Linked DNA regions of Homo sapiens: region 1 is linked to region 2. A link is a loop called in an ENCODE intact Hi-C map of the cell type or tissue named here. Cell type or tissue: Calu3. All regions are shown on one strand.

Region 1 (8,000 bases), 1.9 Mb before region 2:
ACTATTTTAAATAAACTGGCCAAGAAAGACCTTCCTGAGATCTGTAAAAAAATTAAAAAAAAAAAAAAAACACAAGAAGTGGGCTGGGAGAAGTTTTGAGGGGCTGGGCTTTTCAAGTAGAAGGAACAGTAAGAGCAAAGGTCCTAGGGCAGGAAGGCCAGGGTGGCTGTAGAGGAAGGGGCAGAAGTGGAAAGAGTCAGGTGCCAGCTGCTGTGAGGACCACAGGGATTTTCTTTTCCTGTGTTTGATGAGAAGCCACCGGAAGGCTTGAGGAGGAGAGAGTGGTGGCCTGATTTTAAAAGGATCCCTCTTTTGTGGAGAGGAACCCCTAGGGGAGAGGGTGGCAGCCTGGAGATCAGGGAGGAGGCAAGTCTGGTCTTCCAGGTGAGATGTGGTGGTTGCTTGGACATGATTTTCTTCTGCTCAGCCCGGCATCACAGTTCTGTCCCTCTCAAATGGAAAGCCACACCCTTTCCCAAGGGAGATGGCCATGTCCCTGATCCTGGCACTTGGCTCTGTTGACATGACAGAGGAATAAGGGCTAGGGTGGGAGTGGGTTTCCACATACCTCTGTCCTGGTTAAATTGTACAGTAGGGATGGCTCTCAGTCTGCAAGCTTGGACAGACCAGAAAGAGACATTTTTAACTTTCCTTCCAATTAAATGAAATTCCTGTCTAGGCCCCCATCCAGCTGGATGGCTAGATAAATGGATATCAGCTACCATCAGGGCTCCCACATCAGCTGGGTTGTGCAAAGGTCCTAGGGTCCTTTGCTAAAGCACTAAGAAGGGGCTGTTGGGTACCACTGAGATAACTTCTGCTTCATTTGATTGTCCTCTGTGGTCCAGCACCTTAGCCAACTCTTTTCAACTTTTAGGGCACAGAAAATTTCAGCAATACTGGAAGTCCCTGTTTGAGACAGAAGACATGGAGGTGACACCCATTATAAAAGGGGGTATCGTTTTAAGTCAAAGGGATTTAATCTCTAATTAGTACTAATACATTACTTCGATAATTTGATTAATTGATCTAAAAAATTAATCCCTAAGTCTGAAAAAATAATCTAAGTGGAATTGTGTTTCCTTTCATTCAATTAACATTCTGCTTCTATCCTTTTTGGAAAGAGAGCATATAAATAAATAAATACGTTCATCTTCATTAAACATTGAGCTCATGGTTCTCCAGTGCATAGTGAGCTGATGAAGACATTGATGTATACTGCAGCTGCACACACCTTCATAGAGAAGGCAAGCAGAAGCACAGCTCTGCTGCAGTGTCAGTAAGCACAGACAGGTGGGCAGCAACTGAAATTTGAGTAAGGATGTTTCTCTCACTGCTGCAGTCATAGCAAACTGGTATTGTCAGAATGACCTCAGGTGTGGGATACTAAGTTCTCTCTGTGAATTATGCAGGAATGAGTTGTCTCCTTTCCTTGTCTTCTCTAGTGTGAAATAATAAAAAAAAAAGATTCCTAGATTCATTTATTGAGAAATATTTATTGAAGTCTGCAAAGTACCAGGAATTTCCTATTCTTGTGGATATCTTCACTCCAGTGAGACAGATGATAAACAAATAATCAAATAGAAATAACTGATGGTTTTAAAATGAAACACGGAATGATTTTTAAAATAAGAAAAGAAATATCTGACAGTAATAAGTTTCATGAAAAAGTTATAGTCAAATGGTAGAACATGGAGGAGGAGTGTTTTTATGTGTTGGGGAAAGAGGGTGTCATATAAAATCTTTTTTCTTTGAGACAGGGTCTGGCTTTGTCACCCAGGCTGGAGTGCAGTGGCATGATCGTAGATCACTGCAGCCTTGACCTCCTGGGTTCAAGTAATCCTTCTGCCTGGACCTCCCAAAGTGTTGGGGTTACAGGCATGAGCCACCGCACCTAGCTCATGTGCAATCTTGAAGAACATTCCAAGCAGGAGCGATGGAAAAGTGCGATGTAGCTGCATCCTTGGAGTTTTAACAATAGCTAATTCTTACTGAGAATTAATTTATATAATACATAAATGAATAGACAAGATAAAAATGGTTGTGGCTCACACCTGCATTCCCAACACTTTGGGAAGCTGAGATGGGAGGATCACTTAAGCCAGGAGTTTGAAATCAGCCTGGGCAACAAAGCGAGACCCCATCTGTACAATCAATCCTCAATAATAATCAATAACAATCAATGAATAAATAAGAAAAAGAGTTTCCAGTGTCTGTTGCATAGGCAAAGCGAGGAAGGAGCAGAGGCCTGGGCTGGGCAGGGAAAGCATTTTGAACAAAACTCTTGTGGGAGGTATAGAGCTTCTTACTGCAAACCAGGGCTTGGGAATTCAAATGCTCACAGAGGCGTTAACACAAAGAAATAAAGTGCATTGTATGTGTGTGTATTATATGGATATGATTCCCAAGAAATAGGCTTTCTGCCATCATTTTTTTGAATATATGCTCTGTTTGGGCTATTACTATTTCCTACTTCCTTTTTCTTTTCTTTTCTTTTTTTTTGAGACAGAGTCGCCCAGGCTGGAGTGCAGTGGTGCCATCTTGGCTCACTGCAAGCTCCGCCTCCTGGGTTCACGCCATTCTCCTGCCTCAGCCTCCCGAGTAGCTGGGACTACAGGGGCCCGCCACCACGCCCAGCTAATTTTTTTTTTTTTTTTGTATTTTTAGTAGAGACGGGGTTTCACCATGTTAGCTAGGATGGTCTTGATCTCCTGACCTCGTGAACCGCCCGCCTCAGCCTCCCAAAGTGCTGGGATTACAGGCGTGAGCCACCGCGCCCGGCCACTATTTCCTACTTTCAGTAGAGACATAGATATAAAACATATTTCTCAAATGTAAGAAAAAGCTCAGAGCAACAACTGAAATTCAGACTCAGCATTAATGAGACAACAGAATATGCTGGGGACTGTGGAAAAATGGGAACAAGTCTGCTCCCTGTGGAGTCAGCTTTGGCAGGTATTAAGAGTTTTTAGAAATTATAGAAATCCTGAGGTGGGGTTGCCGGCACATGCCTATAATCCGAGCTACTTGGGAGGCTGAAGCAGGAGGATCACTTGAGCCCAGGAGTTCAAGATCAGCCTGAGCAACATAACAAGACCGTCTCTAAAAATTAAAAACAAAGAAAAGAAATTGTGATAATCCACATTTTTATGTGAAATCTGATTTTGAAACAATGGATATTGTTTTGTTTTTACAGTGTGCACGTCAAAACCACACCTATCTCCAGGCCGGATTGTCGCTGTGGCTTCTGGCTTGAGACCTTGGCATAGACATTTAAGAGCTCCAGGAGCTCATACCTTAGTTAAGGAGAAAATTCCAATAGCTCAGGAGCAATGAGCAGATTGTTTTTTAATCTCCCTTTGCCTATGCAACAGATACTGGGAAATCTTTTTCCTATTAATTATTATTGATCATTATCGATTGATTGATTATTGATTGTCCATCTTTTGGCATGCACGGAGTATTAGAACGTCACAGGAGGGAGAAAGCAAACAGATGTGGGGGTTTTGATGAACTCAAGAAGGTGGGTAGTGTACGAGCCATTAAATAATAGGTAAAATAGGAGTAAGTAGCAGCTAGAACAGGTGTTTCTGGAAGACCATATCTAGGAAAGACAAGCGTTGTAGTAGAACAAAGAGTTTGTAGGAGATTGATCTCCTGGGAACCAGATATATATAAGGGACTCTAAAAGGTCAGCGAGTAATTTGAAACCTGACCTCCTTCTATTGTCTGGAGTTCGTTCTCGCTGCCGGCAGCTAACCTCTGTGGTCAGGTTTGGGTTTAATTTTGTCTTTTGCGTTGTTTCAGAAATTGCTGGTGAAGACATTTCCCGCCAGGTGGCGATGTTCTCATTTGGAAAAAAAAAAGGCGCAAAAAAATGAGCAACTTTCTTTGTTTAATGATGCTGGCTGGATTGTCTGATCCCCGCCTAAGCCTAGGTTTATTAAAGCTAATAAAATAAAAACAGCTTACACACTTTTCCTTTCCTATTTATCTTATGGCACTTACTTCAGTTTGTGCCACGCCAAGCCCGTAATGTTTATGTCTGCTGCGGTTGCTAGGCAAACTGTATACAAGGAGAACATCTGTATTATTCTAAGGATTGTCTCTGGAAGCATCGCTGAAAAGAAGCATGAGTTAATAGGTGGTCAGAGAACTATGCTGAGAGTGAGGAGAAAAAAAATGAGCTTCCTCTTCCATATTCCAGCTTCTCAAGGCATATGGATTTCAACAGAAGACCTGCTGCAGAAAACCTGTTTATAACAAATAGAATATGGAACTATTTTAAACAGATAAGTTTTCAGAAGCTCAGCCCAAGAGCACCCAGCCAGAGGTGAATGGGCATTGGATTTGTCAGAGGCCAGTCAGCAGGGGACAAAAGCCAGAGCTGTGACCAGCTGTGGCCGCAGAAGGAGGGACAGTCAGCAGGCAGAGTTTAAAATTGTCATTTATTTCTTTGACCCCATGTAGATTTTTTTCCACTCCAAAAACACAGCATTGAATCCAGACAGTTCCTTAGGAGGGCATTGCCAGCCCTCACAGCAAGTAACAGTTCTAACGGTCCAAATTTCTTTGCAGAAATTATTTTCTTTTTGTTTTCTCCTTCCTTTTTTTTTTTTTTCTTCTTGCTTACACAGGCACTGGTCTGGCCCCTTCTGGAAGGAAGCTGGATAAGCCTGTCCCCTGTTTCCCCTGCAGCTTTTCTCTTGAGAAAGAGAAATAGGACTGTTCTGGGCACCATATGTTTTTTTCTCACCGTCATCCTTCTCAGCATGAAGGAAGAGGTTGGGCAGGAGCTGTGCAAAGAAGGAGAATAAGTTCAGGGGGCAGGGGAAAGGCACTTGAAAAGGCAAGAGATGGGTGCGGCTCTTCTGGAAAACAGGCAGATCTTTCTTCTGCCTCTTCAGCTCAGCTTGTCCCTGGCTGGCTCTGACTTTGTGCCCTCTTCTTTGACGTGGGAAGGATGATGGGCGCCAGCTCCTGTGCCGGGGGTGAGGAACTGCCTGAGAAGTGCTTGGTCTGAGGCCAGCAAGTGCAAAGTGTGCAGCAGGACTCGCTCCATCCCCTTTGATGTCAGGAATGAGTGTTAAAGTGATCTGCTTCGTGTATACCGCTCACATGTGCTGACCTGTGCTTCATTTCTCTCCTGCACAAGGCACTGGGGGGCTGAGATCCTCCTCCTAGCCCCAATTCTATTTTCTTCCTCCTACTTTTCACTGCTTTACCCAATTCTGGTTCTTATTTGTGTATATTCAGAACCTGCTTCTCTTCCCCCAGTGGGAATAAATACTGTGTTCTTCGTTTGTGGAGCATTTCTTGCCCTTCGCCATTGGCTCCTCACAGACCAGTGTCTCTCCATCTCTCTCCCTCTCTCCTCCACTGCTTTGCTATTGAATGGAAAGGTGATGCTAGGGACCAGCTATTTCCAAGCCTGCTGGAGCTCCCACTGGAAAAAAAAAATCCAGGCAAGCCTGCTTCTTGTCTGCATATCTGCACCAAAACCCCCTTCTTTGAGCAGACCTGGACCCTGCTGGGGTGGGGAGGGGTAGAAGAATGGGGAGAGCGAGCGAAAGATACAGACCAGGAGACCTGCCTCTAGCATCTGGCTGGAGAGAGGTGGCACCGTTCTTTGTCCCAGGGGGTTCTGCTGGGCAGTCACAGGGCGGGCCCAGGTGGCATGGGCATCCTCCACTCTGTCGCATTCTGCCCATAAGCTTCAACTATTGCCTCCTGACTGTAATTTTGATGTGCACCTTGCCCATAAGACTCCTTGTCTGCAATCAGCTGGTCAAGTTTATTGCTCAACTTGTGCCTCTGTGTTTGTTATTAGTGGGTCTAGCTTCTGGAGGTTTCAGCTGACCTTCCTAGCAAGAAATGCCAAGACTGAAAACCAGGGATGCATTCCCCAGTACAAAGGAGTGTGCAGCCAGCTAGCGGGGAGGCCCCACTGACCCCTGCTCACTGGGTACCACATACCTGCAGGTCTGAGGATCTCACTGGCCTGCTTGGTAATAATCTGGCATCTAGAACTTCCCAAACAGGCTGTACTGAAAGGGCTGTTTGCCAAAGCGGCTGGCTCTCTGAGCTGTCTGTTCTGGACTGCGATGTTACCCATGATTTTACTTTCAGGGCATGAGCTTGGGTTCAGCTACAAGGCTCAGGTGTGGTCTTTCCCTCTTGGCAGGGGGGATGGGTGAATTGCCATTTTCAAATCCCTGCCTGTGCCGAGCTTTGTGGTTGGCAGTAGTCTAGTCCAGTTGCACCAGGCTGAGCCTCATTCATTCAACAAACCTTGAGAGCCTCCCTGACACTCTTCTGGGCACTGTGGATTTAAGATAAGCAAGATAATGTTCCTGCTGCCATGGGCAATTTATTAGAATGGGAGTGGGTACAGGTAATAAATGGTACCTAAATAATGTGTCAGGTAGCAATAAGGCTAGGGGAAAAATGAAGTGAGGGAAAGGGGTGATCAGGGAAACCTGAGCAGAGAGCTGAGGGAGTGAGCCAAGTAGTTCTTAAGAGCTGGAACATTCCAGGCAGGGGGAGCAAAAAGTGCAAAGGTCCCGAGGTAGGTTTAGGAGGAATGCGTTAGAGCAACAGCAAAGAATCCAGTGCAGCTGTGATGAAGGTAGCAAGGAGAAACTGCTAGAAAAGGATGCTGGTGAAATGAAGGTAGGAACAAGGAAGCTATATAGGGCTTTGCAAACCCTGGTAGGGCTTTTGTGTCTTGTTTGGAGTGCAATATGAGGTTTCTGGAGGGTTTTGAGAAGAGGTATGATCTAGTACTTTGGCATTTTCAAAGGCTCATTTATTTTTCTCATTTTTTCTAATGGAGAACATGGTGTGTGAGTGTGTGTGTGTGTGCATGCAAGCACACGCATGTGAAGTTATGTGTATATATCTAGGTATGCATATATATTCATATATACATACAGTTAGGTGTATGTTATACATATCATTTGAAAATAATTGGAGTCAGTGTCTATAAGCCCCCTTTTCATTAAAGCTTTGCTACACACAGATCCCTATTCCTCAATTTATTTATCTATGAAAGTAGTAAACTCATTGTGGAAGAAAAAATGGGAGCCCAGAAACCCTTTGAGGCTCTGACACACCCCATAGGCTCCCTTGTATGTCTTAGCAGTGTGGTAACTTACACTCTCCCTTTCCTAGGCAGGAGGTAATAGCAGAGATGCTTGAGATGGTAGGGGGAAGGCTGGAGAGGGAACAGATCACCTGAGCAAGGCAAAATGACTTTTCAGATGTCCTGATAAATGTATTGCTCCATAAGAACACATGGGAAGGGCTGGTGTTCATCATTACACACCATGCTCGTTTCTCCACAAATGTAAAATGACTCAGGAGAGAGCCTTCTGGTGTTAATGAAGGACTACGTGTATTTTTAGAAGCATGGAGAATTAAAGAGGAGATTCACAATAAGATCGCAGGATGTTTTAGATAGAAAGTGTGTGTGTGTGTGTGTGTGTGTGCATGCGTGCATGTGTGGACATGTTTTTAAGATGGAGATTTCTGCAAAAATAGCTCTTATTGAAAACAGATTTTCAGATTCTATTTTAACTAATCTTTTTTTTTTAAGTTTCTGTGGAGCATAGTTTGTCCACATCAGGGAAATGCTCAGGTATTTTTGGCCAAAAATTTTAAAAGTTGGCTGCAAATCTATTTGTTCTACCGTAAGTATCCTCTTAATCGACCATCTATTAAAAGTTGACCGTAACTTACTGGTGAAACTGGACTCATCTGAAAGTATTTTTATAGATGCAGGGAGGAGTTTTATGAGCTTTTCTTTGAAATCTTTTAGTTAGGGGATAAACCCAAGGCTTCTCCAATCAAGTTCACCTGGATTCAAATGTTTTATAAATCAAAGTTGCATAACAGGACACTTCTGATTTCCTCTTAATGTGATTTGAATCAGCAATGTATGGAACATCAATCAAACAGTCTCTGTCAGGAACCTATGCAAAATCCCATCATTTTAGCTA
Region 2 (8,000 bases):
TTTTCTGTGAATTTTATTAGTATGAACTCATTTCAACCTCCTAACAACCCTGTGGGGCAGGTCCTTTTCATACCCCCATTTGTGAGGACACAGTGGCCTTTCTAATATCACACACCAGCAAGTGTCAAAGCTTCAAACCCAGGCAGCCTGGTCACAGAGAGTCACATAACTGCTCTGCAAACCTGCCTCCCTCTGCTTCAGAGGGGCTCAGATTCGGGGTTTACCTCTCACTAGCTGGGCAAGCTTAGGCACTGGCCTTCTCAGAGCCTTGGTTTTCTCGCCGCAGAATGAGGGTAACTGCAGAGTTGTTGAGAAGCATTTGAAGCACCTGATTCTTGGTGCTCAATACAGGGAACGTGTGATAGTTACTGCCGACTTAGAGCAGAGCTTAGGCAGGCACTGCACCAGGATTTGACTATTGATGCATCTCCAAGCTGAGCCTCGGTAGGCCTGTGGTCCCATGCTAGAGAGCAGCTGCCAGTGCCTCCATCTGCTGCAAAGCTTGGCTGTGTGTGGATGGGTGGGACAAGTCACTCCAGAAGCTTCTCCCCTTAAGACATCCTGACATTAAGGGATCTTCTTCCTTTGCTCCTCTTTCTGTCCTCCCTGCCCCCCTTCCTCCCTCCCTTTCTTCCTTAAATGCCCAAAGTCAGTTGATACCTTTTCTTAAGTAACTCAATAAGCAATACAGGCAGTTTGCTCATGGTTGGCAGTGGGCAGGATTAAGGGAGGATTAGGGCCCTTTGTCAATGTCTCATCTCCTGTCTGCAGAGACAAGACCTGAAGGATTGCTAAAGAATGCCCTTGGTAACAACTGTTTCTCCAGGACCTTGTTTGGCTTCCCCCTGGCTGGGTGGAACCCGCTGTGTGCAGCCTTCGCAGGGAGGTGGGCCGAAGGCTGCCAACGTTGGAGCAGGTGAGCTATGGCATTTGCATTGGGCTGGGTCTCCATTCTTGGGCCAAATCAACTCACCTCTTGGGCGAGTTGCTTCAGACTTCAGAAACAAGCCACATCATGCCGAGAGGCTTTCCCCCCAGTTCCAGGGCCCAAGGGTGCAGGCACATAGCCAGCCCAGCCTTCTCTTCCCTGTGTGTTCCCTTCTCCCCTGGGTTTCTCCTCCCTTGTGAAGAAACAGCACACCTGCTTTTACACAAGGCCAGTCCTCCACGGGCGCCCTCATCCCACCCCTTTTGACCTTCTCAAGGACTACAAGTCTCTAATGATCCTCTCCCTCTCCTGACTCATCCATCTCTCCCTCTCCCTTGTGACTCAGCAGTGTACAGACCTGCTTCTAGATTAAAACAAAAACAGAAACCCCTCCGACCACCCCCTCCACCTTTTTTCCTGCTTTTCCTCAGAGACAAACTTCTCAGCACCCCCTGCCTCCTTTCCTCAATTCCCGTCCATTCTCCAGCCCACTTCCAGCTGGCTTTGGCACCCACTGTCCCTCCTCTCAGATTCACTCTTGTCAAGGTCACCAGGAATACCCGGTGCACAGTACAACAGGCACTTCCATGTCCTCGCGGGATGGGTCTTCCCAGCTGCACTTGACGCAGCTGACCCAGGGTGCTCCCCTGCTTCCCCTCCTGGGGCACGCTCATGGCTTTCCCGCCTCCTCCCTCTGACCCTCCTGCCTCCTCCCTCTGATCCTCCTGCCTCCTTCCTCGGACCCAGGGCGCTCTCCTCCCTCCTCTCCTGGAACACGCTCATGGCTTTCCCACCTCCTCCCTGGCCATCTCTTCTCAGTCTTCATTTCCAACTTTTCCTCTTTCTGTTCTCTGAATGTTGGCTTTCTGCATGGCTAAGCCCTGGGTCCCCCTCTAGCTAGACTCTCATGGGATGGTCTCATCCATGGCCAAGGTTTTTAACATAATCTAGAAGCTGAGACTCCCATATTGCATCTCTGGTCTTGCTGTCAACTCACATGTCCGTGGCCTGCTGGATACCCCTGTTCTGTCTCTTGGGCATTCCACACTTAGTGTTTCCTAAATCAGACTGTCCAGGGCCTTCCACATTGGTTTGCTCCCAGTCTCCCTTGGAGCCGGCACTGGTGCCACCCTTCCACCTGGTGCCTGGCTGCCAAGCTTGATTCCCTCCTCCTCCTCCCTAAACCCTCCCCTCCTCAGACCTCACTTTTTCCATCCTCACATTGCCACCCTAGGCCAGGCCACCATCAGCTCCTGCCTGGACACTGTGACAGCCTCCTAAGTGATCGACAGCCCCCATTTTTCACGCTGCTGCCATTGAGATCTTTCTAGAATAAAAATCAAATCAAGCCAGTCCCTTGCTTAAAACCATTTCACGCTCCCTATTGCTCTTCAGGTGAAGCTAACCTCCTTAACTTGGTTTACACAGCCCTTCCCAGCCAGCCCCTCCCTGCCTCTCCCACCTCCAGTGCCACCCCCAGACCTCAAGTGATCCACCCACCTCAGCCTCTCAAAGTGCTGGGTGGTGGCTCACACCTGGCGTCGTCCTCTTCCTCCCTTCCTCTTCCCCTGCCCCTTCCCCTTGCCCTCCTCCTCCTCCTACTCCTCCTTCTTCCTCCTCCTTCTTCTATGAGTGGTCAGTTATTCCAATGATAGATTACAGAATTGGCTTCTGCCTTTCAAAAATTAAATCATAACCCATCTCCTGAAGTTTGAACACAGCCTTGCCTAATTTTGTTTCATTTATGTTATTGTTATCACTACAGTTATTTGGGGTGGCCTGAGGACACGGCTGGAGCTGGAGTGTGGCTGTGACCTCCTCTTGACATCTTTCTGCACCACTATTAATGGTATCCCAAGTGCTGGGCACAGAGGAGGAGATAGATCAATATTTGATGAATAAATGGCTGGGCGTGGTGGCTCACGCCTGTAATCCCAGAACTTTGGGAGGCCTAGGCAGGTGAATCACCTGAGGTCAGGAGTTCAAGACCAGCCTGGCCAACATAGTGAAACCCCATCTCTACTAAAAATGCAAAAATTAGGCCAGGCGGGGTGGCTCACGCCTGTAATCCCAACACTTTAGGAGGCTGAGGTGGGCAGATCACCTGAGGTCAGGAGTTCGAGACCAGCCTGACTAACATGGAGAAATCCCATCTCCACTAAAAATACAAAATTAGCCAGGCGTAGTGGCACATGCCTGTAGTCCCAGCTACTCAGGAGGCTGAGGCAGGAAAATCGCTTGAACCTGGGAGGCGGAGGTTGCAGTAAGCCGAGATTGCGCCATTGCACTCCAGCCTGGGCAACAAGAGCAAAACTCCGTCTCAAAAAAAAAAAAAAAATTAGCTGGGCATGGTGGGGCATGCCTGTAGTCCCAGCTACTTGGGAGGCTGAGGCAGGAGAATTGCTTGGACCCAGGAGACGGAGGTTGCAGTGAGCCAAGATCACGCCATTGCACTCCAGCCTGGGCGACAAGAGCAAAACTCAGTCTCAAAAAAAAAAAAAAAGACTTTGATGAATAAATGAATGAACGAATGAAATCACTCTCAAACCAGAGCTTCAAGTTTCATGTTATTGGCCTGGAGCGGTTAATTTTATCAGCATACACAAGACTCTCAGTCTCCAAATCATGGAACTATAGGATGGCAGGATGGGAGAATCCCTGGACCACCCAGGGCCCAACCTCCAAATTTATCAGTTGAGCCAGCTGAGCCATTGCTCACCCACAGTTGTCCCGGAGCAGGCAGGCTGCCTGCAGGATGGAAGAACGTGGAGGAGGAAGGGTGTGCAGGGGCCAGGTCTTACCTGGATTTGTTGATTTTATTCTCAATATGATGAGAAGTCCCGAGAGACTTTAACATAATCCCTGATCTTATTTTATTTTATTTTATTTTATTTTAAAGATCATTGCAATCCCTGCAAAACCAGATTCAGGACTGGAGAGAGAAAATAAGGTATGGGCTGGGGAGTCAACACACATTTGTGCCTCTTTGATGGCAAGGCCTAGGAACACATGCCTGGGGTCAGCTTGCCATCATGTGGCCAAACCTAAGGACTGCACATCTCCCATCTTGCTTTCCCAGGGCTCCGTGTACTTGTGGAGACAGGATTTGGACCCAGGTCTCTCCTCCCACCAAAGTTCAGGGTCTATAGGCCTGAGTTCAAGTCCCGGTTCCTGCACTCCCAGCCATATGACCAAAGAGGATTCAGGTTCTGTATCCGACTCATGGGGACAGCAACACACTCATCTCTCACAGTGAAGACCCAGTAAGAAATGGCAGCTGTCAGCCAGGTGCAGTGGCTCACGCCTGTAATCCCAGCACTTTGGGAGGCCGAGGCAGGCGGATCACGAGGTCAGGAGATCGAGACCATCCTGGCTAACACGGTGAAACCCCGTCTCTACTAAAAATACAAAAAATTAGCCAGGCATGGTGGCGGGCACCTGTAATCCTAGCTACTTGGGAGGCTGAGGCAGGAAAATGGCATGAACCCAGGAGGTGGAGGTTGTAGTGAGCTGAGATCGCACCACTGCACTCCAGCCTGGCGACAGAGTGAGACTCTGTCTCAAAAAAATAATAAATAAAAGGCCAGGCGCAGTGGCTCAAGCCTGTAATTCCAGCATTTTGGGAGGCCGAGGCGGGCAGGTTGCCTGAGCTCAGGAGTTTGAGACCAGCCTGGGCAATATGGTGAAACCCCATCTCTAAAAAAAAAAAAAAAAAAATTAGCTGAGTGTGGCGGCGTGTGCCTGAAGTCCCAGCTACTCAAGAGGCTGAGGCAGGAGAATTGCTTGAACCCGGGAGGCAGAGATTGCAGTGAGCCGAGATCGCACCACTGCACTCCAGCCTGGGTGACAGAGTGAGACTCCGTTTCAAACAAACAAACAAACAAAAAAAATAGGGGCTGGGTACAGTGGCTCACACTTGTAATCCCAGCACTTTGGGAGAGGATTGCTTGAGGCCAGGAGTTTGAGACCAGTCTGGGCATCATGGTGAGACCTCCATTTCTATTAAAAAAAAAAAATTATAATAAGTAAATGTCTAACCACCTTATCTTAGGGAGGAAGAAACTGAGGCTCAGAGAAAAGCAGGTAGAAAGCAAGATTTCTCGGGCCAGGCACAGTGGCTCACACCTGTAATCCCAGCACTCTGGGAGGCCAAGGCAGGCGGATCACCGGTCGGGAGTTTGAGACCAGCCTGACCAACATGGAGAAGCCCCGTGTCTACTAAAAACACAAAATTAGCTGGGCATAGTGGTGCATGCCTGTAGTCCCAGCTACTTGGGAGGCTGTGGCAGGAGAATCACTTGAACCCGGGAGGCGGAGGTTGTGGTGAGCTGAGATTGTGCCATTGTACTCCAGCCTGGGCAACAACAGCGAAACCCCGTCTCAAAAAAATAATAATAATAAAAGAAAGAAAGCAAGAATTCTCAAGGCTCTGTTCAAAATGCAGGACTTCCACTCCCCAGGTCAGCAGTGAGCCCAAGGCTCTAGCTCCAGCGGAAGGCTGGACAGTGTTAGGGCCGGAGGTGCCAGGCAGGCACCCCAGAATGAGATGCAGAAACGGCCAGTGAGGACAGAAGCCATGGTGCTTTGGAAGCCCAGCTCCTTCTTCCTGCTGATGAACAGGCATCCAGAGAGCCTGTGAGCGGGGCTGTGTGCTCCAGGTCATGTCCCAGGTGTACAGAATTTCAGGAATTTAGTGGAGCTCTCGCCCAGCAATTTTTTGCTTTACAGGAGAGGAAGCTGAGATCCTGAAAGAGGTGGGGCCCGGCCCAGGGTCACTCAGCAATTTTCAGTAGCTGCTCCCTACTGGGGAACTGTGTGTCTGAGGTCGTGGCCATCTGTCCAAAGAGCTTCTTCTGACCAAAGTGCTCATTTTCATAGTGTGACCACAGAGGTATGTATTTTATAACCTTACCTCATTTCATCATCCCAGCAGCCTTGCAGGGAGGTTTATTTCCATTTTGCAAATGAGGACTCTGAGGCTCAGGGAGGTGACGTGACATGCGCAAGGCTGGGAGGGGTGGGTGAGGACTTGCCCTGTCTCCACTGGCCTCCAGACCCTGCGCTCACAGCTGGTCCCGTGTGGCATTACAAGAACATTTGAGCTTCTCAGGAGGGTTAATAAAGGGTGTAAGAAAGGACAGATCTTTAGGAGGGCCGTCTTCAGAGTTTACTTCTCTGTGTTCTAGAGAGAACCAACGACCCTCATGCATTGCTTTTTGGCAAGGGAAATGAAGGATTCAGGACAGTGGGCACTGGGCACCCACAGGGTTTATTCAAGCAGCCGAAGCTCCTGCTTCAGAACCTTGGCACGGTTAGGGCCCAAATAAGGGTCTTTTCCTTCTCACTTTGAACACAGCCTCGCCTAATTTTGTTTCATTTATATTATTGTTATCACTGCAGTTATTTGGGGTGGCCACCCCCATCCCACAGCTGCTCCCACCCTTCTCTGCTGTAGAAATGGAGGAGGGAAGGCCCAGTGGCTCCAGTGTGAGGGGAAGAGACCTGACTGCACCTGGGCTGTGTCTTCTCCGTCCACAGTACACCCGTGGGAAGAGGAGTCGGGGCATCCCTTGCTGGAAATACCCCAGCCCTGAAGGTTGCTGGCAAAACCACCATTTAATTCAGAACAAAAAGTCTGCTCCAGGAGCCCCTGAGAGCGTCAAAAAGAACAAGGTGGGTGGGTTGGGGGGAAACATCACTGAGAGGCTACCTAGGCCTGGATCCCCGGCAGATGCAGGTCCACAACCCGACGCCGACCACTGGCCGGCCCTCCCGAGTGTCTGACTGCGGGACTACCTGGCATCCACTCGAAGAGACCAGCCTGGGGCATCCCTCCCTGCGCCCCAACCCCTGTGGACACTCCCTCGGGAGCATTTCTAACTAGGCCTGGGTATGTGAAAAAAGAGGAATCCTTTCGCAGAAGGCAGGCTGGACCTGGGAAAACAGTTCTCCATGGATGGAGAAGTGAGGGGATAAAGGATGATGAACTTAGCTGTTTTCTTTCCTGTCCACATTGTTTCTAGGTTCTTTGGAACCAGGGGTCATCTTTTATCTCCCACAGTAACTCATGTCTGCCTTAGACTTATTTCCAACCCCTCAAGATCAGTTGAAGATCTTTGTAGGATCTACACATTCATACTTTACTTACTGACACCCCACAACCTGTAAACCATAACAAAATGCACCTGCTGCACACATCTGAAAGGTTTTCTTTTTTTTTGTTTTGTTTTGTTTGAGACAGAATCTTGCTCTATTGCCCAGGCTGGAGTGCAATGGCGTGATCTCAGCTCACTGCAACCTCTGCCTCCCGGGTTCAAGTGATTTTCCCCCCTCAGCCTCCCAAGTAGCTAGGATTACAGGCATGCACCACCATGCCCAGCTAATTTTTGTATTTTTAGTAGAGACAGGGTTTCACCATGTTGGCCGGGCTGGTGTCGAACTCCTGACCTCAGGTGATCTGCCCGCCTTGGCCTCCCAAAGTGCTTGGATTACAAGCGTGAGTACCATGCCCAGCCAACATTTTCTTTGCTATAAAATGTTTTAAAATGTATAACTGAGTTTTGCCAGCTGAATATAGTTCAATTTGTTCTTGTGATTCAAACTTTATTATGTTTTTATATAAAGCTATATCAAGAATCCAAAAACATTCTATACATTTGGAAGTTTAAAGACAAGCCTCTAAATAGGTCACAATCAAAGAGGAAATCACAATGTAAATGGGAAAATACCTAGAACTGAAGGACAATGAAAACCCTACCTAGTTAAATGCGTGGGAGGCAGGTAAGGTTGTACCTAAGAGAAAATATATGGCCTTAAATAAATGCACATATATAATCAGGAAGAAAGACCAAAAAATAATGAGTTAAAGTTTCAACTCAACAAATTAGAAAAGGACACCAGAGTAAATCCAAAGAAAATGAAAGAGAATGATAAAAATAATAGTAGAAATTAATTAGAATGCACTCAGAGTATCAACAAAACCAGAAGTTGGCTCTTTGAAAATGAAGACAAATAACTAAGACTAATAACTAAGACAAATAACTAAGATATTATTTATGAAAAAAAAGAAAAT

What was found. Peaks named below come from ENCODE experiments on the same cell type or tissue, not always from the same donor. Only the 100,000 strongest peaks of a DNase experiment are listed, where the experiment ranks them.
Region 1: a loop joins it to region 2, with 9 times the contacts of the local background. A loop is called at or near these places in 3 of 110 quality-filtered maps.

Annotation. Positions count from the first base shown.
Region 1 is chr20:54,677,195-54,685,194 of GRCh38, forward strand. No RefSeq gene overlaps it. Among named protein-coding and RNA genes, the nearest start is that of DOK5, 210 kb to the left of the region's middle. In Calu3, a CTCF peak has its summit at 3,848 (motif pointing right); a DNase peak (open chromatin) is centred at 3,827.
Region 2 is chr20:56,573,735-56,581,734 of GRCh38, forward strand. It overlaps LINC01716 (long intergenic non-protein coding RNA 1716), which reads left to right and starts at 3,829. Exons shown (of 6, transcript NR_136537.1): 1 at 3,829-3,878; 2 at 4,008-4,216; 3 at 5,657-5,819; 4 at 6,467-6,601. In Calu3, a CTCF peak has its summit at 3,967 (motif pointing left); a DNase peak (open chromatin) is centred at 3,957.